Regions from separate parts of the Mus musculus genome. Here regions 1 and 3 are each linked to region 2. Evidence: chromatin loops called from intact Hi-C (ENCODE). Cell type or tissue: left cerebral cortex. All regions are shown on one strand.

Region 1 (8,000 bases), 51 kb after region 2:
AGATGGTGTCATTGACACAGCTGCTCACTTCATGGTGGACAGAAAGCAGAGAGAACACAGAAAGGGCCCCAGGAGAGATGAAGCCCCCACAATGCACCCCAGTAGCCTAGTTCCTCCAACCAGGCCCCCCTAAACATTGTTTCCCAGAAATACCTTTAGATTATGGCTTCAGTAGTAACTTAATCTTAATCCACTGGTCAGGATAGAACCCCTTTGATCTGTCACCTGTGTTACTGGGCCCACCAGCTGGGGCCTGAGTCTTTAATCTATAAGCCATCCAGTCCAATACATGGTTGCTGTACAAACCAAGACAGTGGCCTTGTGTGACACTCAGGAGCATTTTGCCTGCTGTTACAGAGGTTATGGCTCAGCATAGTGGGGAACACAAACTTGCCCACCAATGTCCTTGTGACAGAAGCCCTGAAGGCTCCGTGACTCAATAGGCTCGCCAAGCTATCAACAACAAAAATATGTTCATAGTAGATTGTTCTGTGGGGTCAACCTACTGCTCCTGTGGTACAGAAAAGAATTTTCCAGAAGCTACTAAGTAGATAGAAGCTATGCCAGGCCCCACACCTGTCTGCTGCTGGCTCAGCCCAGTCCTCCTGGCCCATTCGGCTCTGGGTTCCCTCTCTTCTTGTGGTATGACAGAGTCTCAGGGTGTTCCTCCTGGTGTGATAGTCTCCTGACCCTTCATCTGCCAGAAAGGAAACTAGAAGAGGATAGTGGAATGGCTCAGTGGTCGAAAGCACTGACAGCTCTTCCCTAGGACCTGGGTTCGGTTCCCAGAACCCCTGTGACTGCTCACAGTGGCCTGTAACTCCAGTTCCAAGGGATCCAACACCCCTTTTGACCTCTATGGACATCTGATACACACATGGTACACAACATACATGTAGGCAAAACACTCAAGCATATAAAATACAATACATAAGTCTAAAAAACATAATTAAGAAGCTAGGATATTAACATTCCAGCACTTTCCAGACACTGAGAGCCTAAGTCACTCCTGACTATGTCCCACATGCAGCTTTAGCTCCTGCTCAACATGAAGAGGGCCCTGTGCCTCCTCCGGCATGTGACAGAGCCTGTTTTCCATGTATGGTACTCCCAACTCAGATCCACCTGGCTGCAGGACCCCCCACCCACCCCCGGACAGGCAGTAGATCCTCCCTGTGCTCAAAGCAGCCCTTCTTAATGCCTATCTTCCCCAAATCCTGCATCTCCAGGGGCCTTTCCTGCACGACAGATGCTGAGGGGTCCTTGAGTAGACAGGTAGCAGAGGAGTGAAGAGTTGTAGGCCAAGGGTAGAGTCCTGGCTCTCCCCCTTGCCAGTTGTGTAACCTGGAATGGATCCTTTCATCTTTCGGAGTCTCAAGAGTTCTCATCTGTGAAATGGGCTGATGATAAAAACCTACAGTTTGCTGTTCATAATAATGTTAATGACAACAGATCTGGCATGTCGCTCAGCCAGTTAAGACACAAGAATGGAACAGCACCTTGCTTTGCATGACCCCTGCTATAATCTTAAAAGGCTTGAAGGAGTACTAAGAGATATTCACCAGGAGCCAGACCCCCTGCTAAGCATTTGGCAGCTACAGAGTCATTTGATCTCTGCCTCTACCCTGAGCTGGAAACCCATTTGAGGAAAGCTGAAGCACCAAGGTGGAGGGCATCAGGGTAGGGATGGGGGTGGTGTTTCTGGCCACCCCCACCACACGTGCAGCTGGCTGCCAATCAAGCTAGGCCCTATCTCTGCTCAGAACCACCTTTGCCTTTCTTTTCTGCTCCATATCCTCTGAAGCACATGCGTTTGCTTAGAGGAAGAGGGGATAAGGGAGGGAGGCATGGATTCTACCCGCAGCCTGCCTTGCTTCACCTCTGCAGTGGGCTGACCTCCCATCTGACAATCAACTATAGGAAAGTGGAGTCCACAAGAAGTGTGGCAGTGCGTTTAAGTTCTCCACAAACCAGTCCTCACAGCAGTGATGTCCCCTGAGCTGAGGAAACTGAGCCTTGGCAGCTCAGTCACGGAGAAGCCGTTACCATTAAGGCCCTCAAGTGTTGCCAATGAGCATTCATGAGACTGGCTCAAACCGGCACAGTCCCTCACCTGTAGCTCTGAGACTGCCTGGTCAGTCCCTGGGGTGGGGGCTGGCCGGGCACCTGGTGGCATCCAGTAGCACTCCCTCTGGCCTGGCCTGCAGTCTTGGCAAGCCTCCGTGGGTGTGTTTACAGTGAGGCGTTGAGCTGAGCACCCTCTGTGCATCCCGCCCCCACCCGCGTGGGTTGTAACAAGATTGCTGCTTGGCAACATTTTGTTTCAATGAATTGAAGCCAGGGATTAATAGAGTTCGTTCGGGAGCTGAGCTGCCTGCTTGGCAGGAGGTGGAAAATAAACAGAGCTTGAAGAAAGTTGATGTGCTGTGCGTGGAACAGCTTTTAGGAGGAGCGTGCTCAAATCGGGCTGAGGGTGTGGCTCCAGAATCCCCCGGAAGTGTCCTGGGTCCCATCGCTGCTTGATCGCACCTCTCAGTGCTGAGCTCCTAAACTTGCAGCCAACTTTCTGAAAATGACTCGGCAAAGGGACTGAGAAGGTGACATGACATGATGGGAGCAGGATGTCCTATGAGCTCAAAGACAGCCACAGAACACTTGGAGCAATCTCGGCCTTGAACCGTAGGTACCTCAGGGAAAAGCCCACTATGAAAAAGGGGCATGTCTACCCATGTCTGTTAAGACAGTCAGCTAGGCTTCACGATATCTGAATTTGTAAACTCACCCACTTGATGTGCGTGCTTTGCAACCTCGGGCCAGTAGCACAGGGCTTCCCTGGCTGTTCGTGGGCGCAGGCAGAAGAAAGTCAGCAGACAAGTGTGCTCCCACCTGAAGCTGAACGGGGCCACACCTTGGTCCCCAGCGTCAGCTCTCACGCCGTGAATAAGTGTGCTTCCGGTGGTCTACCCTAGGCTACCATTTACTCATTCTCTGCTTCATGGTGATGGATGGGGTGGCTGCTGTTCCGTGGCTCAGGCAAACAGAAAGGGTATGTGGGAGGTGGGCCGTGTTCATACAGCTGTCACTGTTCTTGCTGCTATGAGCGCAAGGCCCTTGTGTACATTCCCTATGCCTGTGATAATAAAATGTCTTGATACAATCCAGAAAGGTGTGGTGGTCTGAATGAAGAGTGTTCCTGAGAGGTTCATGTGTTTGAACACTTGGTCCCTGGTTGGAGGAGCCATCAGGAGAGGTGACAAGTTTTAGGAGAGGAGCCTTCCTGGAAGAACACTATGCAGGGAGGGCTTTGAGTTTATAGCCTTGTCCCAGTTTGAGCTCTGGGCTTCCTGTGTGCAGTTGAGTTGTGAGTTCTCAGCTTCCTGCTCCTGCCACCCTGCCTTACCTCCCATCATTGGCAGCTGGACCACTGGAACTTGTAAGTCAAAACAAACCGTTCCTTGAGCTGTTTGGGCCATGGCATTTTGACACAGCAACAGAAAAATAACTACTACAGAGTGTTACTTTAAATTGGAGAGATGGCTTAGTAGTTAGGAGTGCTTGCTGCCCTTGCAAAAGACCTGAGTTTGGCTCCCAGCACCTACACTGCATAGCTCAGAGCCTCCTGTAACTCCAGAGCTGGGAGGTCTGGCGCCCTCTCCTGGCCTCTGTGGGCACTGCACTCATGTGCACACTGTCCATACACTCATACACACAAATTAAAAAATTGACAAAAAAAAAAAAGAAAGAAACAAAACTCAAATTTTGGCTGAGTGTGGTTGCACACTTTTATAATTCCAGCACCAGGGAGGCAGAGGCAGACAGAAACCTGTGAGTTCAAGGCCATCCTGGCCTACATAATGAGATCCAGGCCAGCCCAGGCTGCATAAAGATCTCAAAAAAAAAAATCAACAAAACAAAACAATGAAAGTCTTGCTTAAGTTCACAGCCTCAGAAACTTCAGTGCCTGACTGCTTTATGCCAGTGGTAGCTCAATACATCATGGAGGCAGGGGAGGGGCTAAAGGACAAAAGAGGGCTGTTCACCTCACAACCATCAAAGAGATGTGAGGATGAGACCCAAAGCTTCCTTCCAGGGCACATCTGCAATGGCCTGGCTTTTCTTCACCTGACTCCAGCTCCCAAAAGTTTCACTAGTCCTCAACAGCAGGACATGGAGACAAACTTCAACACCAGTAAATAATATGCATTCAAACAGCAAAAGGTGAGAGTTAATGTTTCTTCAGTGGCATCAAAGGGGCCTGTGTTTCCCTGAGAACAGCGGTCCAAACTCTCATCTTCTGTTCGCAGTAACTTCAGAGGGCAGTGCTTCCTTAAATCTGAGGGCTCACGGTACCAGGAGAGTTTCCATGGCTTCTGTTCTGTTGTTTTGGTTTGGTTGCTTTTCTTTTGGTTTTGTGATGAGGGTTTCACTCAATAGCTCTGTCTAGCCTACTGGAAACTATTATAGACAAGACTGGCTGCTTACACCACCATACAGGCTTTAAATAGTTTTGTGTTTCTAAAGGGAGTTAGGCCAGCTGTGTGGATGCACACCTATAATCCCAGCACTTGGGAGGGAGAAGCAGGAAGACCAGGTGGTCAGGGCCATTCTCTATGACATAGTGTATCTGAGGCCAGCCTGTGCTATATAATACCCTGGTTGGGGATGTGGAGTATCATAAAAGAGTGAGTTGGGATTTTCACATTTTGAATGTTACTGAGATGGCTTAGTGCCTTCACAAAGGCCACGAAGGGAGGGTGCAGCGTGTCGTCTGTGCCCAGCACTGTCAGTGCTAGCCTCTTGTTCCATGAATGTCCCCTCCACAGCTGTCACGGTCTGAGAGCTTCATTGGAGCTTTAGACCTAGGACTAGGGTAGGTTCCAGATGCCTTCCAGGTCCCCAGGGTGACAGTCACTCCTGTTCTCCTTTGGGAGTTATGTCCTGCTGTCCAGTGGCACGGTCACTTCACCCTGGTTTCCTGTGTCCATTCTCTTCCATGCTGCTGTAGCTGGGCTCTCCTTTTCTACCTTCCTCCCTCTCATGGATCCCCATCTTTCTCAGGAAAAAGCCCAAGGCCCATCCCGTGAAGTCCTGGATACAGGTCCCTGCCCACATCTCTATTCTTCAAAGACACCACATGCCCCCTCATTCTTGGCTCTAACCCATGATGGTCACATAAGGCTTCCAATATACTGCATGTACACCATCTGCCCCAGGGCCTTTGCACGTGACAAGCCTGGCCCTGTCCCCATATCCATTCATCTTAGCCCCAACACCTTTTCCTGCTCCATCTGTCCATCCTTGAGTCCCACTTTGTCACTCCCCTGATGTTAATGCCCCCCAAAAAAGAGGGTCCCCAATGCAGTTTCTATTGCACATTCCCCTTATATGACCTATGCCGGGTGATCTCTCTCACTTATTTGAGTGACTGTTTGCTAAATGGGCACTGGAGCACAAGGAAGCTCTGTAAGGCCAGACTCTGGAGCCACGTAACACCACTGTGTCCCCAGAGTACAAAGTGGGCCCAGCACATTGGAGGAACTCAACAAACACTTCACAGCTGAAAAGATACTCGCCCCAGCTGCACCCTGGGGAGAATCCTAAGAATTAAAGCCTCCCACACTGCAGATAACAGACAGGACATATGTAATGATCCTGTCACAACCTTGTAGGTTGTCACAAAAGCAAAGCTTCACCTTTTGGAACCTACGAGACTTGGAGAAACAGTGCCCACAGCCAGCAAGGGTTGGAGCTGAACTGGAACCTAGACTTGACTGATCCAGAGCCCGGGCTCCAGGCTCCCCCCCTGCTGCCTCTGCCTTGTGCTCTCATTCTGTCTGTCAACTCCACTCTGGTGTATACAGTAAGGAGATGCTGCAGCTAGGGTCCAAGCATCTGGCTTCACTGCTCTCCCTGCCTCTTTCCCTTTATAGGAACTGGGTCCAAAAGCAGAGCCAGCTGGAGCCCAAGCTGGGCTGTCTCCAGGGCCTTTGCATACCCCTGCAAAAGGAGGCTCTCTGCATACAGCAGCCAGTCTTCTGGTTCAGCATAATTGCCAGGGTAGGGTTGGCATTTCTAAGCCACACAACACTGAGATAGTGAAATTTATTTGACCCACTCTCCTTTATTAGACATGGGGAAACTGAGGCTCATCGCTAGGTCAGAGAATGGGAATCAAATGAAGCAAAAGGAAAAACCAAAGCTTTGGGCTCTCAGGCTACAACATCCATCCTGGCCGCATGGCTCCCTAGTGAATGGGGCATGGGAAGATGCTGTGTCTGCCTGTCTGCTATGGGATCAGAAATGTCACCACAAATTCTCTGGCCTCAGAGAACTTCCTTCTAGTTCTGTATAGAGTGGAAAACATTGGTGGATAGGTGACGTGGGGCAGGTGGTCCTAAGTGATCAGAGATGTGATTGTTCGTTCATAGATCCATTCATCCATCCATCATCTATCCATCCCCTTCTCTCTCTAACTGTCTCCATCTACCATCCATCCTAATTTAATCATCCATCCATTACCTGTTGATCCTCCCATCCACTCATCCATCTATCATGTGTCATCTATCCATCCACTCATCCATCCATCTATTCATCTTTCCAACCACTCATCCATTCACTTGTCCATCCATCCACTTATTCATCCACCACCCATCCATTCATCCATCCACTCGTTCATCCATTCATCCATCCATTATCCATCTATCCATTATTCATCTTCCCATCCATTCATCTATGCACTCATCCACCTGTTCATTTACCCATCTGTCTCTTTCACTGTCTTTATATCTCCCATCCATCTATCCACCCATTCATCTATCCACCCACCTGCCCCCTCTTCTCTCTGTTGTTTATCTGTCTTCCATCCATGTATTCAGCCATGCCCTTTTGTGGTTGTCACCGAGTGCTGACTCTGTGAATGGCTTCCTGGGAGATGAGCAGGCTCATTTCCTTGGAGCGTGCAGGACCCGGTGGCACAGGGCCAGAAGCCTTCATTTCCTCTGTTCTGAGGGGTTGCAGTGACAGAGGGCTCTGCTCTTGGCCTCACAAAGAAGGGTGCAATCACCACCCCTGAGGGCTTTGTCCCAGCTCTTACTGTGAACACTGCTGCTGTGTCTGTCAAGGGTCCTGACGCCAGCATGGGCATTTAGTGTACCAGTGTAAGCTGTGGCAGACTCCTGGAGCCCAGTCTTTACATCCCTCCCTCTCTAGCTGCCATTCAGAGTGCCAGCACTGAAACTCCTGCCTGGATGAGCTTATCTCATTGTTGTCGTCATCATCATCACTATTACCAAAACAATTTTATTTTAATGAAATTGCTTCCATAAATGGACAGAGCAGCAATCATAAATAGAAAACAGCAATTAAGAAATTTGAAGCTGGGCCTCTAATCCCAGTTTGGGAGGTAGGGGCAGAAAGATCAAGAGTTAAAGATTACTCTGCTACAAGTGGGTTAGAGGCCCTGACTGAAAAACAAATGATTGAAGAAGGCTTAAATTCTGGGTGGACAGTGAGTCCTGTATGGTTAGGCCATACTCCCTACTTCAGAAGTCTCTCCAAGGAGCTGGCAAGTGCACTGCCCACTGAGCTAACACGTTCTCTTTTACATTCCTGCCATGAACCACCTGTCATCTAGTGGAGATGGGTCACCACTAGAGGTCCCTGGGTGACATGGGCCACTCCTAGGGGGAGCCCTTAGCACCACCCTAACCATGTCTTTAGACCCCTGTGGATACCCTTGAGCTGGCCCCACTGAGACCTCCAGGAACCTGAGGTCGGGACGTGGAATGGATTCGGTAACTCTACCTGGTCGGTGTGCATCAGGCCCTGAACTCTGAGGAAAACCAATACAGAAAGCGGAACCCAAGCCTTGAGGGTGTCAGGTGTAGCCCTTTCTCCCAAAGACCTTGACCCTGGCCATAACAACCCTAATCCCCAAAGCTCATGAGAGTATCAGGTCCCCAGATTTGGCCTTCTGAATGCCTCATGGTATGGCTAACTCT
Region 2 (8,000 bases):
ATCTCATAGGAAAAGTCCAGAACAGAGAGCAGGAAACCCCAGTGAGCTCACCCCACTGGGAATCCCCTGGTCCTCACGGGGGTTTGAGGCTAGCCTCCCGTTTTCCATCGTACCTCCCAGGTCATCTTGAAAAACTCCAGCACCTTAGTACGCAGTTGGTGCTCAGAAGGAGCTGTGGCTGAATGCTCCTCAGATGAGGCCAAGGAATGTGTGATTCCTCAACCAGATGAACCAGTCGATTCAGAGGCTAAGAGCAGGCCTCTGGCCCCATGGAACTATAAGTCACCACTCTGCCTCTTGACTCCTGACTTTTGTTTCCTGAGACAGAATATCACTATTGTAGCCTAGGCTAGCATGAGACTTTGTAGCCTGGGCTGGCCTCCAACTCATTAGCAGTCCTTCTGCCTCAGCCTCCCAAGTGCTGGGATCACAGGAGTGAGTTGGGGTTTTATTTGTTTTTTGGTTTTTTTTTTCCTCTTCCCAACTTGGCTGCTGGTTCCTGAAGATTGTACAAGAGACAGTTGCTAAGTCAGTGCTTTGACACCCAGACTGGGGAGAGACTGCTCAAGAGAGGAAGAGACAGCTCCATAGAAGGGCAGCATGGCACAGAACTTTGGAGAGCGGTACTGAGGCCAAAGGGAAGGGTGTGGAAGGCATTGGATGGAGTCCTGAGGTGTGGGGCTTCTGGGTTACTATTGCTATGAAGAAACACCATGACCAAAAGTGACTTGGAGAGGAATGGAGAGGAATGGCTTACACTTCCATCTCACTGTTCATCTGGGAAAGAAGTCAGGACCAGAACTCAATCAGGATAGAAACCTGGAGGTAGGAACTGACACAGAGGCCAGAGGGGTGCTGCTCACTGGCTTGCTCCTCAAGGCTTGTTCAGCCTACTTTCTTATAGAACCCAGGGCCACCAACCCAGGGATGGCATCACCCATAATGGTCTGGGCCCTCCCACATTAATCACTATTTAAGAAAATGCTCTACGGGCTTGTCTATAGCCAGATCTTACAGAGGCATTTTCCTGATTGAGGCTCCCTCCTCTCTGATGACTCTAGCTTGTATCAAGCTAACATAAAAACTATCCAGCACACAGGAGTACTAGGGAGCTACCTCAAGGCTTTGCAGTAGGACCAGCATGATCAATGTCTGGCTTCAAGGCTCAGCAGAGGTTGTGAGAAGCTGCAAGGACTGAGAGCAGGTTCTGGGGAAGCTCCAGAGGGCTGTGCTGACTGGTGAGTGGGCTGCTTAGCAAGCCCACCACCGTGTCTTCACCTGGGACGGGGGAGGCGAGAAGAGATAGGCGTGGATGTGGTATTGGTAAAGAGATGTCCTCTCCGCGCCCAGGGATGGTGTAGAAGATACAGGTGTTGCCTGCCAAGTGTGGAGTGTGGATCAGCGAGAACCTAGCCCTGAGCCAAGCCGAGCCTGGGGATACCTTCAGTCACACCTAAGAGGTCTCCACCTAATGGCTGGCTCCCAGCCCCCTCTCACTGCCCTCCTAGCTTAAACCCTGCATAGAAGTAACCATTGCTCCACCCCAGGGCTGCTGAGCTCAGGCCTGGTAAGTTTGGGCCCATTGATGGTGTCAAGGTCCAGAGTGTCCCCTGAAAACAGATATCCCAATATGAGAACTTCAGGATCTGCCCAGTGACTGACCCTCCCTCACTCAGGAGACTAACCAGGGGAGGTCAGTTACCCTTGCGGGGTGCATCGGGTGGGGGCCCACCTTCTATTCGCCTGCCTTCTGCGAGGAGTGCATTTGGCTTTTTATAAAGCCAATAAATAAATAAACAAGCGGGCATGATTAATTGATGGCATGGCGCGGACCCAGGCGCTGGGAGTCAGTGGCCTGGCTTTTGCAGGCTCTCAGCTTTTCTGCGACTTGGGGCCTGCGCCAAGGAGGGGAAGCCTAAGTGGGGAGGTTGTTTCCCAGGGTGCCTGGGGTTTTCAACTTGCTTCGCAGACAGGGCCCCTTGTCCTGGACTCAGCCAGGCCCTAGCGGGGCCACAACAGAAGCTGAGGGCCAACCATTGTCCTTTCTAGGAGTGTCAAAGATCTCAAGGCTAAAACCTTCAGTGTCGTCGATCCAAACAATCCCCTCCAAAGCTGGCCTCCCCGCAGACACCTCACCCTTAGTCACCCACGGGTTTCCTTGGGGGGTGAAGGGGTGGGTGCTTCTGACCCACGAGAGATGGGGAATGTTTAGGGGCTCTCAGTGAGGGGTGTCTGGGGAAGGGGCTACGGCCAGCAGACAGAGATGGAGCTGGTACCCAAGGAGGGAAACGAGTCCTCATGGCCCACCTGCGTGAGTGGCGGGGCGAGCGAGGGCGGTGGGGGGGGGGGGGGGCGCTGTCCGAGCCGAGTTCGGGGAGGGCCCGAGGGGAGCGGGGGAGGAGAGAGCGGGAGGAGGGAGCGGCGGGCGGAGCGCAGTGCAGCGGCGGCGGCGGGAGCTCGGGCGGGCGCGGGGCGCAGAGGCGGCGGCGGCGGCGGGGACGCAGGGCCGGGCCGGGCCGGGCGCGCAGCAGGGGCGGCGGCAGCGGCAGCGGCAGCGGCGGCGGCGGCGGCATCGTCGCCCCGGAGCGGGCGCAGGTGAGGGTCGGCAGGACCGGGCCGGGGCCTCTCTTCCCCGCTGCCCGCACGGGCTCTGCCACCTTTCCCGCGGCTTCTTCCCTGTAGCCTGGGGGACCCAGCGGCCTCGGCTAAAGCCAGAGCTTGGCCAGGGGGGCCCCGGTGTCCGCGGTGTCAGCGGTGACCTTGAGCGGGCACTCGGCAGCGGGCGCGGCGCGGGGAGGGGGCGCGCAAACTTTCCGGAGCTAGGGGCGTTCAGAGCGCGAGGACCCCCATTAGCTTGTTCCCCCAGATATCACCCGCCTCCTGCACCTGGCTTCCCCCTCAGTATTCGATAGGGCTGTGCTTCCGTAGTCTGGTGCCCCTGCGCCCGGGATGCTATCTGAGCTGTGAACAGAGGCAGGGACAGGCAGCTTCTCTCCCCAAAAGTGGCTTCCCGGTGTGCGAGAGAGCTTTCTACCCTATGCTCTGTGCATCTCAGGCCTCGCCTTTTCTGGGCGCCCTCCATCTGCCCACAGTTCCTCCCCAAGCTCGCATGGGTCCCCCACCTGGTGACAGGAGAGCTCCAAAGCTCGGAAGGCCAGCTGATTGTCACTAGAGCCGCAGTGTGGGTTTTCAGCCCCACTGCACAAGCTGTTTGTGAAAGTGGCCTTGGGCCAGTCTGTCTTTGGCCCTCATAGTGGACCACTGTGTTTCTGGACACCTGGGTTCACCCTGGGCCTGGTCACCCCAGAGAGCCTGGTCACCCCAGAGGAAAAGATATTTTGGCCATAGGGGGTGCCCTTGCTCTAGAAACACAGCCTCTTAGATCATTACCCTTGGAAAAGGGACATGAGGCCCAGAGAGGGTGAGCCAGCTTCAAGGTCACACAGCCAGGAGAAGATGGAGAACTGAGCCTTCTTCCCATGATTTATTTGGCTCCTATGAGAGAAGGTTCTGGATCTAGGATGTCCTGCTTCTCATTAGCCCTGGGTCTCTAACAAATCTCTCTCTCTCTCTCTCTCTCTCTCTCTCTCTCTCTCTCTCTCTCTCCTTATATGTAATAGTCATTAGGACTATTTTTGCCACAATGCTTAGTACGCCGTCTGTGACCAACCAACCAACCACCCTTGGTAGGATTCCTTTCTGTGCCCAGAACTGGGAATTAAAAAAAAAAAAAAAAGCCTGGCTCCCTCCTTCCACTTCTGGGTTCTAGACTGAGGTGGGCTCTCCCCTGTGTCCTAATGGACGGGTGGGGACAGCACCTGCTGGGCCTGTGTCTCTTTGTGTCCTGTTCTGTAGAAATGAAGACCCAGCACCCTCAGGAGCCTGCTGCTCCCAGTGGGACTGTGGTCTCCTGCAGCCTCCAAGGAAGAAATCAATACTGATTCCCAACTGGGACAGGAAGTTGGGTGCTGCTGTGGCCAGGGGCGGTGGGGAACACACTCCTGCTCCCCTCTACTAGGCATAGGCTCACTCTTGCATCTGACCTACTCTGCTTACCTCAGAGAGGCTATCCCTCCTGCTTCTCCAGTGGTGCTGGCAGCAAGGTCTGGGCATGGAGTAGGGACTGGGGCTCACTCACTTACAGACTCACGTACACAGCCTTGATCCCTGCCTAAGAAATACTGGAAGTCACTCACAGTTTCCAGCAAGGCACATTCCTGCCAGAGGCCAAGCATGTCTCAGACCTGGAGACATATTCATTCATTTGATTTTATTAACTACATGCTAAGCACTCCTTAGTGTGCCAGGGGCACATTGGTAAATAAAAATAGACCTGGCCTCAGCCAGCTAGGCTGGCTATATAGCTTCTCATTTAAACTGAGGCTTTTGAGGATAAGCCATAACAGTACCAAGGCCAGGCATAAACCAGGAAGACCCAGTCCCACTGGGACATGGGCTGTCCAGCCTGTGGTATTCACATGCCAGTGTCCAGAGGTAGCCGTTAAATGCTAATGGCTTGGGGTCAGCATCTGGTTTATCCCTCACAAACCCACAAGATTGGCATTACCATATATGTCATATCTATGCAGCTAGTTAGGAGTGGAATTGGAACCTTTCTACTCCTTTAACTGCTGTGCTGTGCTGTGCTTCAGAGATGAGGACTACCAGAGCCTGGGGTACTCTCATCTCTCTTATAGACACTAGCAGGTGGCTGCCAGCCAGCAGCACAAAGGCTGTGGTGGATATCGACCTGACCTGGGGTTGGGGGATGATGAGGGTAGTAATAGCTACCTTATTAGGGCTATTTTGCATTGGGGCCTGCTTCTGCATAGAGAAGTCAGCGGCAGCTTCCTGGAGGAGGGGACTTTTGACCTGGACTTTGATGGGTGAGTTAGGAACTTGACAGACTGTGGAAGTTGGTGGGGGAATCTGCAGTGGCAGCATCTCCGCCCCAGATGCTCAGCAGAAACTGTGACTATTTGGAGGCAGCACCCCCAAAGTAGGTCCAGGACAAGACTCAAATCTGGAAGAGCAGAGAGCTATCAGAGGTTCAGTGTCATGAGGGCAGGCAATGGCTTGTGACATGTTCTGGTTTCAGAAGGACCGGCAAAGGTCCAATAACGCTGTATTTGGGAAACAGAGAGAGAGGAGTGGAGACGAGGCTGTATTGAGCAGAGAAAGAAAATCAGCGCAATGGAGTATCCATCCAACAGGGCTTTTCTTTCCCTACATCTATCCTGTGGCCTGCCTGCAAGGTCACACAGTCAGTGGGTGATATAGGGTCACTGCAGATGAAAGGGGCCTGTATCTGTAGCAGCGCAGAGGTGTCCCCCCCACCCCAAAGCAGACTGACCGCCAAGAAGCGAAACACTAACCTAGCAGAGGCCCAGGGCTTTTAGCAAAGTACTTTGAAAATAAGAAACATGAGCACTATAAATTAAGTATTGCCCATTTGTTCAGCCCCATACAAACCACTTTAACTCCCCTGCTCTCTGTTAACCTCAGTTGCCGTATGAATCTGAGGCTAATAAAATGCACTTTAGTAATAACTTTTTTTTTCTTGGAATCTTCAAGAATTCTGTCTTGCCTCTGTCCCCTGCTCTCCAGCTACGTCAGCCATGAGCCAAGCAGAGGACTGGGGCTCACTGGGGCCTTAGAGTTAGAAAATCTGAATAAAAATATCTGGGAGGTAGGAGAGAATCTTTCTTTAAAAAAAGAAAAAAAGAAAGGGGAGAGCAGAGGTAGACATGTGCGCGTGCGCTTGCGCGTGCGTGTGTGTGTGTGTGTGTGTGTGTGTGCATGTGTGTGTGTGTGATTAACCTGCTGAGCCATCCAGTCCTGCAGTTCTTATCAACTGTAGAGGCCCACTGTTTTGTTTAAATTGGATCCAAATATGTAGCTGATCCTGTGCAGGGGTAGGGGAGAAATGGGAGGTAGAAAGAAGGGGAAAGACAGATAGGAGAAAGAAAAAAAAGGAATGTGTTTAAAGCAGCATTGGAAACAAGGAGGCAGCTCAGTGATAGAACATGTGCTTAGCATGTATGAGGCCCTGGGTACACACACAGACAAACATACACTCACACACACACTCACACACACACACACACACATGCATCCATTCACACACACACACGCATGCACACACATTGCACGCACACACGAACACAGGCACACATACCAAATTTAAATATAAAGCTCCTGCCAGGTGTCCCCAGCTGTGTGAGGCATTTCCCCGTGTTTATCTATTATCTTCCCAGCGATACTATGGAGCAGGCGACACTACCGCTGGTTGAACTCTATTCAGGTGTGGTAAGCCAAAAGGTAAGGAGAAGGCTGCTAGTGAAAGTCGAGTGTGTAGCTCAAGGTCTCAAGGGGTGGGAGCCCTGTGCCAGGCAGGACATCCAAAGAAGTGTCATTGGCCAAGAAGTGGAACACGTCGGTGGGGAACAGGCTTTGCCGTGGTCTGCCTGGGAAGGCAGGTGGGCTTAAGAATTGTCTAGTCAGGGCCATTTCAGTAGGTTTGGGAGTAAAGGAGATGCTCCTAAGTTCTCTTGCTCCTGGCCCCAGACTGTAGGGCAAGGGAATCCTGGCCCAGAGAACAGAGTTGTATTAAGGAGGTAGCGGGCATGCAGGCTAAGCTAACTCGTTTACTGTCTCTATGATTGAGCGCCCCTCACAGGGACTGTCTTTCCAGTGAAAGACTCAACAAAGCCCAAAGAAGTGAAAAACATAAAATATAGAAATCAAAAAATAACTATTATTATTAGGATCTACAGTGATAGATAAGGAAAGTGAGACTCAGAAGATTTCAGTAAATGCCCAGATACCTCCAAAGAGTGTGCTAGGTAGAAGGCTTGCTGGGTTCCTGGGTTCTAGGAAATGGCAGGTGTTGAGCCCTCACAAATATCATCTCCCACACACATACACTCTTACAACAGTTGGAGGAATGGCAGAAGACAGAAATAGAGCCTCCCAACTCCCCTCCCCCCAACACACCCCCAGATCTACAGGTTAACATGCCTGGATTCAGTCAGCTTTTGATGAGAAATATTCAGGGGAAAAATTATATCTGAACCTGTGCTGGTTTTTCTCCTTGTCATTATTCCCTAGACAATACAATGACAACTATTTACATATTATTTGCATATTAGGAGATATTACAGGTGAAGAAGTCGGAAGGGAACAGGAGGATGTGCGGGGTGGGAGGGGAGTCTATGCTAATACTGAGCAGTGTTAGACAATGGCCTTGGGCACCTGCAAATTTCCACACAGTGAACTGTCCTGGGTACCAAGGGACAGCTGTGCCATTTGTCTTCCTGATGGCATAGAAGTGGAGTTAGAGGGCAGGACTGGGACAGGCTGAGGAGAGTCCAGGATTAGCTTTCTGACAGACTCCTTCCCTCCTGAGAGGAGGAAGGACAGCCAGTCTCCTTCCCAAGGACCAATAAGGGAAGACTCTGCCTCCATAGAGCAGACCTAGGAAATGGACTGGAAAGGTCAGAGGGAGCTTCAGAGTGGAGTCTCTTTACAAAGAAGGATCCCTGGGGAGTGAGCAAGGGGCAGGCGTGTTCTTGCTCACCTGGGAACCCCTTCCTGGGCACAGTATTGTGCCTGGCTAGGCATCTTGCGAAGTGTAAGGATAGGATGCCCATATCTTCTTTCAGAGTCTCAGAGAGCTCTTGGCTCAAGACACAGGAAGCAGAGGAGAAGGCATAATGGGGGTGTAGGGGTGCACTAAAAAGAAAGCGTTCCTCCTTGCTCCAGCCCTAGCCCAAATGCTATAACTATTGTAGCCTATCACTGAGGTGAGATTCCAGAGCCTGACCCACTTCATTGTTCAGAAATCAAATGTGGAACTGAATGGGGCTAGTGAGGTGGTCCCTTGAGTAAAGTACTTGCAGTACAAGCCCAAGGACCTGAGTTCAAGTCCCAGCATCCACATAAAAGTTAGCCTGGTAATGCACATCTCTAAACCCAGTGCTGGGGAGCAGAGGCAGGCG
Region 3 (8,000 bases), 160 kb after region 2:
CAACAGTGCCTCCACCTTGAGTCTCTGCCTCAGCCTGGGCGGCTCTCGAGCATAGCCTGCACCCCAGCACGTCCCCTGAGCTGTGGCAAATGCAGTGGCCCTTGGTGCCCTGTATGAGAACAGCTGTGAGCTGTGGCTGCCCTCTGAGCAACAAGATGTGAAGTGTGAGCACCCCCCTGGAGCAGATGCCTTGTTCCAGTTCAGACATCTGTGTGCCTAGGGAAGGCAAACTGAGGTTCCTGGAGGTCAGGGCTGCAGCAGAGAAGCCCAGGCTGGAGAAGAGGCCCTCTGGGACCCCTCTCTGTCCACTCTCCCATGTGTAGCTGGAGCCCAGGCTGCCGTGTCACAGTCTCCTCGCAAGTGTCTGAAGGCAGGATATTAAGAGCTCTTTAGGCCACTTCTAAATTTATCAACTTCAGTGACTCACTTCAGATGGAAATGAGTCCCTTCTCAGCCGCCCCAGCCCTGGCTTCTGAGCTTGGAGCATCTTGGGGAAGGGAGGGAGGGAGTACAGAGCTAGAAACAAAAATTGGCTGAGCACTTGGCTGTGCCAACGCCCTTGCTGCGGACTAGCTGCACCTAGGTGGTCACTGATAGCAGGTGTCCAAGTGCGATGCTGTCCCTGAGCCCTCATGGGACTCATGCGACTCAGACTTAGCCTGGATGATATTTGGGTCCTCCAGAGCTTCTGCACAATGGACTAGGTTAGTGTAGAGTCCACAGCCTAGACCCCGCCGGCATCTAGGCAGCAGGAATGGTGTAGACTGTGGCTGGCACTGTGGTCCACAGCTGTCTCTGGGCCTTTCTTTGTTCCCTGATTGACTCGGGTCTCTGATAGCTTCTGAGGAAGGGGATTCTTAGCTGAATGAAAACTGGCATCCTGGTCCCTGGGTCTTCTCTATTCTCTGAAGCCTCACAGGAACCCCAGTTTTCCTTTCCCTTCCAGAGCAGCAGCAGAGGAATTCAGGCCCAGTGCAGAGACCTAAAAGAGTGAGCGCTGTCCATGGTACCAGTCACGGAACTCAGGGCCCTGGTCCAGGCAGACCAAAGAGAGAAAAAGGGATAAGATAACGCCTTCTCCAGGACTCAGGCAAAGTTGGGCTGTACACCCAAGTGTACAGTTGGCCGAGTACACCCAAGAACCAAAAGGAGCCCTGACCTTTGTCCGTTCCCCACCAAAGTCCAGCTTTGGGGATGGGTACTTTATTGTGTAAGCATCAGCCTGCCGCTGCTGAGGGAATCCCAGCATGAACACAGACAAGTAGTGTCTTCTGCGTGGGTGACTGTTCCAAGACTGTGACCGCTGTGAGGGAGTGTCTGAGGGTGAGGAGATGGCTGTGCCCAGCCCAGCCCATGCCTCACAGCTACTAACCTGTCACCACGGCTCCCAGCATGTGTCCTTGCTTTACAGGTTCCCAGTGAGGTTTCAGAACTTGCCCCCACCCTGTGGCAGGAAGGTGGTAGAACATAGATGGGTGCTAGGCAGCTACTGTGCCCTGTGGACGGCACTGTGCTGTTTATGGGGGCTTCAGAGGGCAGCTGGGCATCATCAGAGAGGGCTTTCTCTGCCAGTACCGATGGAGGATCCAGCATAGGACGAGGCTTAGTGCATACTCTGAGTCCAAGGGTCTAGGCTGGGTTCTCCAATACTTCCTTACTGTGTGACCTTGAGCAGGCCACTCAAGTCTCTCTGTATCTCAACATCCTCACTTTTGGAAAGAATGGGGGTAAATAAAAGTACTGATTGCCTCATATGGGAAACAGCCTAGAACAGTGCCTGGCAGAGCCAATCCTCCACCAAGTCATAGCCGTTTAGCTGTTCCTTATTAGTGATGGGTCGGAATAACGGGGGAGCAAGACCCTAATCCCTCCCCCCTGAATCTTTCCCCAGCCTCCTTGACAGCCCCCCATACCATTAGGGCAAGCATCACTCAGTGTCCATCTGGCCTATCACGTTGCTCGGTCTTGAATAACCCTCCACTACCAAGCAGACTGGGAGAGACCAGGATTCATTTTTGTATCCATACATTTGTGACACCACCGCCCCTGCTCGCCTTCCCAGCCTCGCCTTCCACACCCCGTCCACCAACTGCTCAGTCAGCTGAGAGTTCAGCCATCAGAGCGAGGGTGGAGGACAGTGTCGCTTCTCCCCCACCACACAGCCTTTGCTGTCACTGTCACCCATCTCCAACCCCTTGCTGCGTGCCACCTTCCTGTCAGCCTCCCAGGGTGCAATCCCAGGTCTTGTCAGCAGCAAAACTCAGGGTGCCAATCCTCTGCCGCATACCCTGCGGCCCTCCCATGGTGCTCAGGCTCAAAGCTTGGCGTCTCCCCTGGGTGTGGTCCTTACCCCAGCACACACCACCCTTCTCTCTCACTGCCATCCTTTCCTCAAACTCACTGGACTCTTCCCTGACTCCTGGCCTTCTGCATGTTCTGCTTCCCCATGGAAAGCACGGTTTTCCCGTCGATGTATATGATAGGTTTGTTCTCGTGAAACTAAGTGATGTCTCCTACTCAGGACCTCAGTCTGTGGGGTGTCCCCAGCCCCGATGGTATTCTCCACCACTGCACCTGTCACTATGGACGTTTGTTTCTGTTATTCCCTTGTTTGTCATCTCATAAGCAAGTAATTTGGGGAAAGGAGGGTGTCTTGTTCACTCTTGTGTTTGAGGAGGAAGGTCTGTGTGAGTGTTTATAAAATGAATGAATGAATGAATGAATGAATGAATGAGAATTCACCAGAACACTGTTGAATGAGCATCAGGGTTGGCACCAAATGGCCCCAGGACACTGTCATCTCTTCTCTTGGAAAATTCTGGACCATCCCAGAAAATGTCCTCCAAGAACTGTTCTGGGCTGTAGTCTCTGCTGAGCCTAAGTTCTGCCTGATGACTCCTGAGGAGCAGGTTTCCTCAGTGTCACGGTCTAGTGCACAATCCTAGACAGGAAGTGACAGTAGACACTACTTGCAGCCTGCAGAACCCCTGAAAGGAGAGGAGGGGAAGGACGGGTAGAGGACATGGAGGCTGCAGCATCATTGTGGGGAAGTGACCTGGGGAGGTGCTGCTGAGACGAGCAAGTGAGTGCAGTCTGGGGTCTGAGAATGGGGATTCTGTTGTGGCTGGGACCAGGGCAGGTGTCCCCAGGGAAGAAGACTTTTCTGCAGCCTGTTCTTTGGACAGTTTCTGTTTTGTCCCATTGTCTGTAGCACCACAGTGAACTTGTGGACTCAAAGAAGCCCTTAAAGGTGGGTGTGGGGACCAAGCCTTCATTAAGTGACATTTCTGCTGATGGAACCCACACAGACACCTTACCTGCCTCCCCCATCCCCTGCCTTCTCCCCCTGCAGAGGACGCCCCAAAGCTGTCACTCACAGTCCCCAACCCATGAGATGGCCAGCAAAGAGCTTGCAGAACCATCTGGAAATCCTACTTTCCCTTTTCAAACCACAGCCATCTGACTTCCAGAGAGAGAGCCTGTGAAGAGTGAGGGGGTTGGCAGCACTCTACAGCTCCCCAAGTCTAAGGGAAGCCCTTCCCTCTCAGTGGGATCCAGCCTCCACGTGGTGAGCCAGCCACAGGCTACATCCCTGTCTGCTTGTCCCATCCTGGCAGACACAGGCTCCGAGGGCTTTTGTTTCTTTTATTTATGATTATTTTATTTTAATCATAGAGATATGGGCATGTGTAAGTATGGGATCATGTCTGTGTGTGTGCAGACACACATGTGTGTTCAAGGGGGCATGCATATTTCTATGAGGTCAATCTCAGGAGTTACCTGCATTGCTTTTGAGGGGACCAGAACCCTCAATTAGGCTAGACTCGCTTATCCCCAAGCCTCAGGGACCTGCCTGTCTTTACTTTCCCAGTACTGGGGTCATAAGCATGCCCCCAACTGCATCTGACTCTGTGAAGTGAGGATAGATCCTGGTCCTCACGCTGTACTGCAACCTCTCTGCAGACTGAGCCATCTCTCTGCCCCCCCCCCTTGTAACTGCGCTCACTTTATTTGTGCTGTCGGCCACTTTGTTGTGTGTTGTACTATTCATCCTGAGGCTTGGCGGTCTTTGGAGGTAAGCATGGAGGGAGGAGGTTGAAGTCCCATGCTATTATTCATTGACCAGTGTGTGTGCTCACTGTACACCTGGTGACCAGATTGGGGATGAGGACACGTGGAGCCATGATGCCCAGGCTCAGCGCTTACCACTGTGCCTATTGGAACATGTCACTATTTCTACTATAACCAGTTCCCTGTGACACCCAGAGTCATACATAGCAGGGAGTCTAAGCTCATGACAAAAGTCAGCTAAGAGCATGAACAGGAGCAGGAGGCAACATCAGAGTACAGCTCAAAGGTCAAAGAAGAAAGCTGACTGGTAGAAAGCACGGGTGCAGAGACTGTCCCCTCACCCCAAAGCAAACAAGCTGTGATTTTAAAATACCAACAGAAAAAAATAGAGGCCTCTTAATAAGGAAAAAGTCACAGAAAAGACAAGGTGATGTCCCTAATGCGTGTGAGGAGCCTGGGCAGCTATGTGCCTGTGGGCTGCAGCCTGTGTGCAATATTGGTTGCTGCGCCCCAGCCCTGTTCTGCATCCTCTACACATTTCACTAAAGGAAACTGAGGCTTGTTGTATGTAATCCATGCATTCTGTCCTGAGAAGGGCTTTCTATTCGTCATCTAGAGACTCCCCAAGAGCGGTTGCCAAAGGAATGTGCAAGTCCTTGTAGAGTGGAGGTGACCACCCCTAGCTGGGTGGGGTCATGCATTCATTCCACAAACATGAGTCAACGTCCTACTATAGTGCCTAGAGACACCAGAATAAGTAGAACAGACGGGTTTCTATTTGGGAGCTTCTGTTTAAGTTAGTGGAGATAAGACAACAGCCCGGGATGCAAGCCTGCCTCGGAACCCCAGGGATGTGGGGAGTAAAGCTGAGGACGGAGGCAGGGGATTTTTCCCTGAGAAGGAAACAGTTTTGGAAGAAACTTCAAGTTGCTATGTGGCCATTTGGAGATAAGTTTTTGGACAATATCAAGGCCTTATCCAGTAGGTCCAAGAAACAGTGAGGAAGCCGGGGGACAGGGCGGGGCTGTGGAGCAGAGTTAGCAAGGCAGAGCTAAATGAACTCAGAGAGGTTCAGAGTGGTCAGAATCACACAGTGACCTGCAGACTATCATGGAGACTTTGTCTTTTTCTGGGAAGGTAAAAGGAGTCCCAGGAATGGCTACAGCGGAAGAGGGACTTGATGTGGCTCTGATGTGTATGGCGAATGGCCTGAGGGAGAAGAGGGACCAGGGATCCTCTGTAGCTGATGAGATGCAGCACAGCCATGGATCAGGCTAGAAGTGGAGGTTGTATGATGCACTCCCATTATGAAAGGGCCTGAGAACAATGAAGGCCTTTATGGGTGATGTTTGATGCAACTGTGGTTATGGAACTGAACTGAGGTCAATATTTAGAAGATGGGAAGTACTCGATAATGCTAGGAGAAAGGATTAATGGGAGGGTGCAGAGCTGGGGGACAGAAGGATAGATGGACAGGTTTATAAGATAGGTGGTGGATAGGTAGTCAGACAGATGGACAAGTGGGTGGTGAATGTATAAATGTGTGAGTGGGTGGGTAGGTAGGTGATAGATGAGTGGGTGGATGGATGGATGGATGGATGGATGGATGGATGACTGAGTAAATTGCTGGGTGAGTGGGTAGATAGGTAGATGGATGGATGGGTGGATGGATGGAAGGATGGAGGAGTGTGTAGGTCACTGAATGAGTAAATAGATGATGGATGGATGGATGGATGGATGGATGGATGGACAGATGACTGAGTAAATTGCTGGGTGAGTGGGTAGATAGGTAGATGGATGGATGGGTGGATGGATGGAAGGATGGAGGAGTGTGTAAGTCACTGAATGAGTAAATAGATGATGGATGGATGGATGGATGGATGGATGGATGGATGGATGGATGATGGACAGGCAGATGGATGGATATAAGGGTGGATTGATGAGAATGTGTAGGGGTAAATGGAAAGGTGGGTAGATAGGCAGGTGAATAGAAGGAAAGGTGGATAGAGAAAGCAGAGAAAGAAGGCAAGCATACTATGGATACCCGACTAAAGTTCTTTCTGAAGCTGTGGGAACCCCACATGTTCTTGAGCAGTAGTGTGATGGGAGGAAACTGTTGGAGCTACAAAAGCATTGCATGGTTTCTGGCACATATCCTAAGCCATGATCTCCCATGGATGCCAGCCAGCAGGCTCCTCTCTTTCCTTCTGCCTGATCACCACCTCATTCACTGATTAATAGGTTTTGGGACAGTACCTAGCCTAAGCTGAGAACTGGGAGACACTGGCGCCATGTGTGAATAAATTAGGCACAGTTCCTGACCACAAGACACATTCTCTACCTTCTTGCAGGCCCACCAGATTTACACCGAGAAGGGACAGATCACCCTGTCCTTTCCAGGGAACTTGTATCCCAAAGCCTCTATAGAGGTAGTAGGTAAGCCAGAGATTCCTAACAGCTGGCCTTGACCTTAAGAGTCCAGCATCACTGCAGGGTTTGCTTATGTGGGTGGGAGAGGAGGCACTTGACTTACTCAGAGATTTGGGATATGTTCATGTGTGTGTGTACATGTGTGTGCACATGTGTATACATATGTGTGCAATTGTATGTGTGTGCATGTATGTGAATGTGTGTGTGTGCACATAGGTGAGTGTGCATGTATGAATGTGTGTGTTCACATGGGTATGTGTGCATGTGTGTGTGCACATGTGTGTGCACATGTGTGCATGTGTATGTGTGTGCATGTATGCATGTGTTCGCATGTGGATGTGTCTCAATCTGCATATGGGGTGGGAAGGGCTCTGTCAATGTGCACTTCACATCCACTGCTCTGTGTGTATTTATCTGCTCATTTAACAAATACTCTTGAGCTCCTGCTTCTGGGTCATCATGTTTGTGACAGTGGTGACACAGTGTGGACAAACATAGATGGTGTCCTCAGTAAACACGTATGATCCCAGTCACTGCTGATTGCTATAAAGACGACTAACAGAGTCCTCCCAAAATAGTTTAGATAGGATAGTCAGGAAAATCCTCCCTGAGGAGATGACACTGAAGAGGATGAGGACCCCTAGCCTTGCCCCCATACAGGGAATATCTATCCCAGTAAAGGAGCCTGTGCAAAGGCCTTGGGGTAGGAACAAGTGAGGCATGTTTAGAGGCCTATAGGTGGGAAGGAAGGAGACCAGTGCAAAGGCCCTGAGGTAGGAATGAACTAGGCACATGCAAAGATCCCAAGCCACTGTGGCTGAGGCAAGGGCAAAGGGCAGAGAATGGGGGCGGGGAAAGGGCCCAGACCATGTGGGATTTTGTAGGTGACAGTATAAAGCTTAAATCTTATCTTGACATTAGAAGATTTAGAGGTGTCCATGCCACATGTGACAGCCATGTAGGAAACCCTGTCCCCTTACTTGGTCCCCTTGCTAGTACAGAAAATAGTGACACCACTCTTCTACAGACAGAGAAACTGAACCCCATGGCTAGTGAGTTGCATAACAAGGTTTGTGCAGCCAAGTCCCAGCTTGACCAGTGGCACCTCAGCAAGCTCCCAGCTAGCAAGTGACGTGAGAGTGGAGACATTGACAGTGCTGAGTCTCCATACCTACTCACCCCACCCTGCCACTGCATGGCCCGTGGCCATGTCCCCTCACTGTCCCTTCAGTCTCAGGTTGTGTCCCTAGTATCCTGGCATGGCATTGGCTCAGAGCCATTGAGAAGTGAGTGCAGGGTGTATGGGTCTCACAGGACTGTTCCAGAAACTTCTGCAGAAAACTTCCCTTGCCAGTGGCACACAGCATCCTTTCAGGGCTGCTGCTCCTGGGAAGCCTGGTCTCAGCTTCAGGTTATAGGATACGTCTCATCCAGAAGTGAGCAGGTGACCTGGGCCAGACTCCCTTCCCCAAGATGGAGAGTGTAAATGGGGTTTCAAC

What was found. Peaks named below come from ENCODE experiments on the same cell type or tissue, not always from the same donor. Only the 100,000 strongest peaks of a DNase experiment are listed, where the experiment ranks them.
Region 1: a loop joins it to region 2, with 2.9 times the contacts of the local background. A loop is called at or near these places in 3 of 42 quality-filtered maps.
Region 3: it touches region 2 in a loop (2.0-fold over the local background); 2 of 42 quality-filtered maps call a loop at or near these places.

Annotation. Positions count from the first base shown.
Region 1 is chr6:113,985,900-113,993,899 of GRCm38, reverse strand. It overlaps a transcript of Atp2b2 not described here. Among named protein-coding and RNA genes, the nearest start is that of Gm15083, 15 kb to the left of the region's middle. In left cerebral cortex, CTCF peaks have their summits at 3,648 (motif pointing left) and 7,628 (motif pointing right); DNase peaks (open chromatin) are centred at 2,845, 3,000, 5,899, 7,030 and 1 more place; H3K27ac peaks cover 1,680 bases.
Region 2 is chr6:114,036,504-114,044,503 of GRCm38, reverse strand. The region is part of intron 1 of Gm15083 (predicted gene 15083); the gene reads right to left. It also overlaps a transcript of Atp2b2 not described here. Among named protein-coding and RNA genes, the nearest start is that of Gm15083, 36 kb to the right of the region's middle. In left cerebral cortex, CTCF peaks have their summits at 3,145 and 3,347; DNase peaks (open chromatin) are centred at 5,706, 6,931, 7,737, 7,860 and 8 more places; H3K4me3 peaks cover 3,888 bases; H3K27ac peaks cover 7,069 bases.
Region 3 is chr6:113,875,045-113,883,044 of GRCm38, reverse strand. The region is part of intron 1 of Atp2b2 (ATPase, Ca++ transporting, plasma membrane 2); the gene reads left to right. Among named protein-coding and RNA genes, the nearest start is that of Atp2b2, 12 kb to the left of the region's middle. In left cerebral cortex, no CTCF peak of the experiment used is centred here; DNase peaks (open chromatin) are centred at 1,049, 1,229, 2,131, 3,483 and 1 more place; H3K4me3 peaks cover 941 bases; H3K27ac peaks cover 3,728 bases.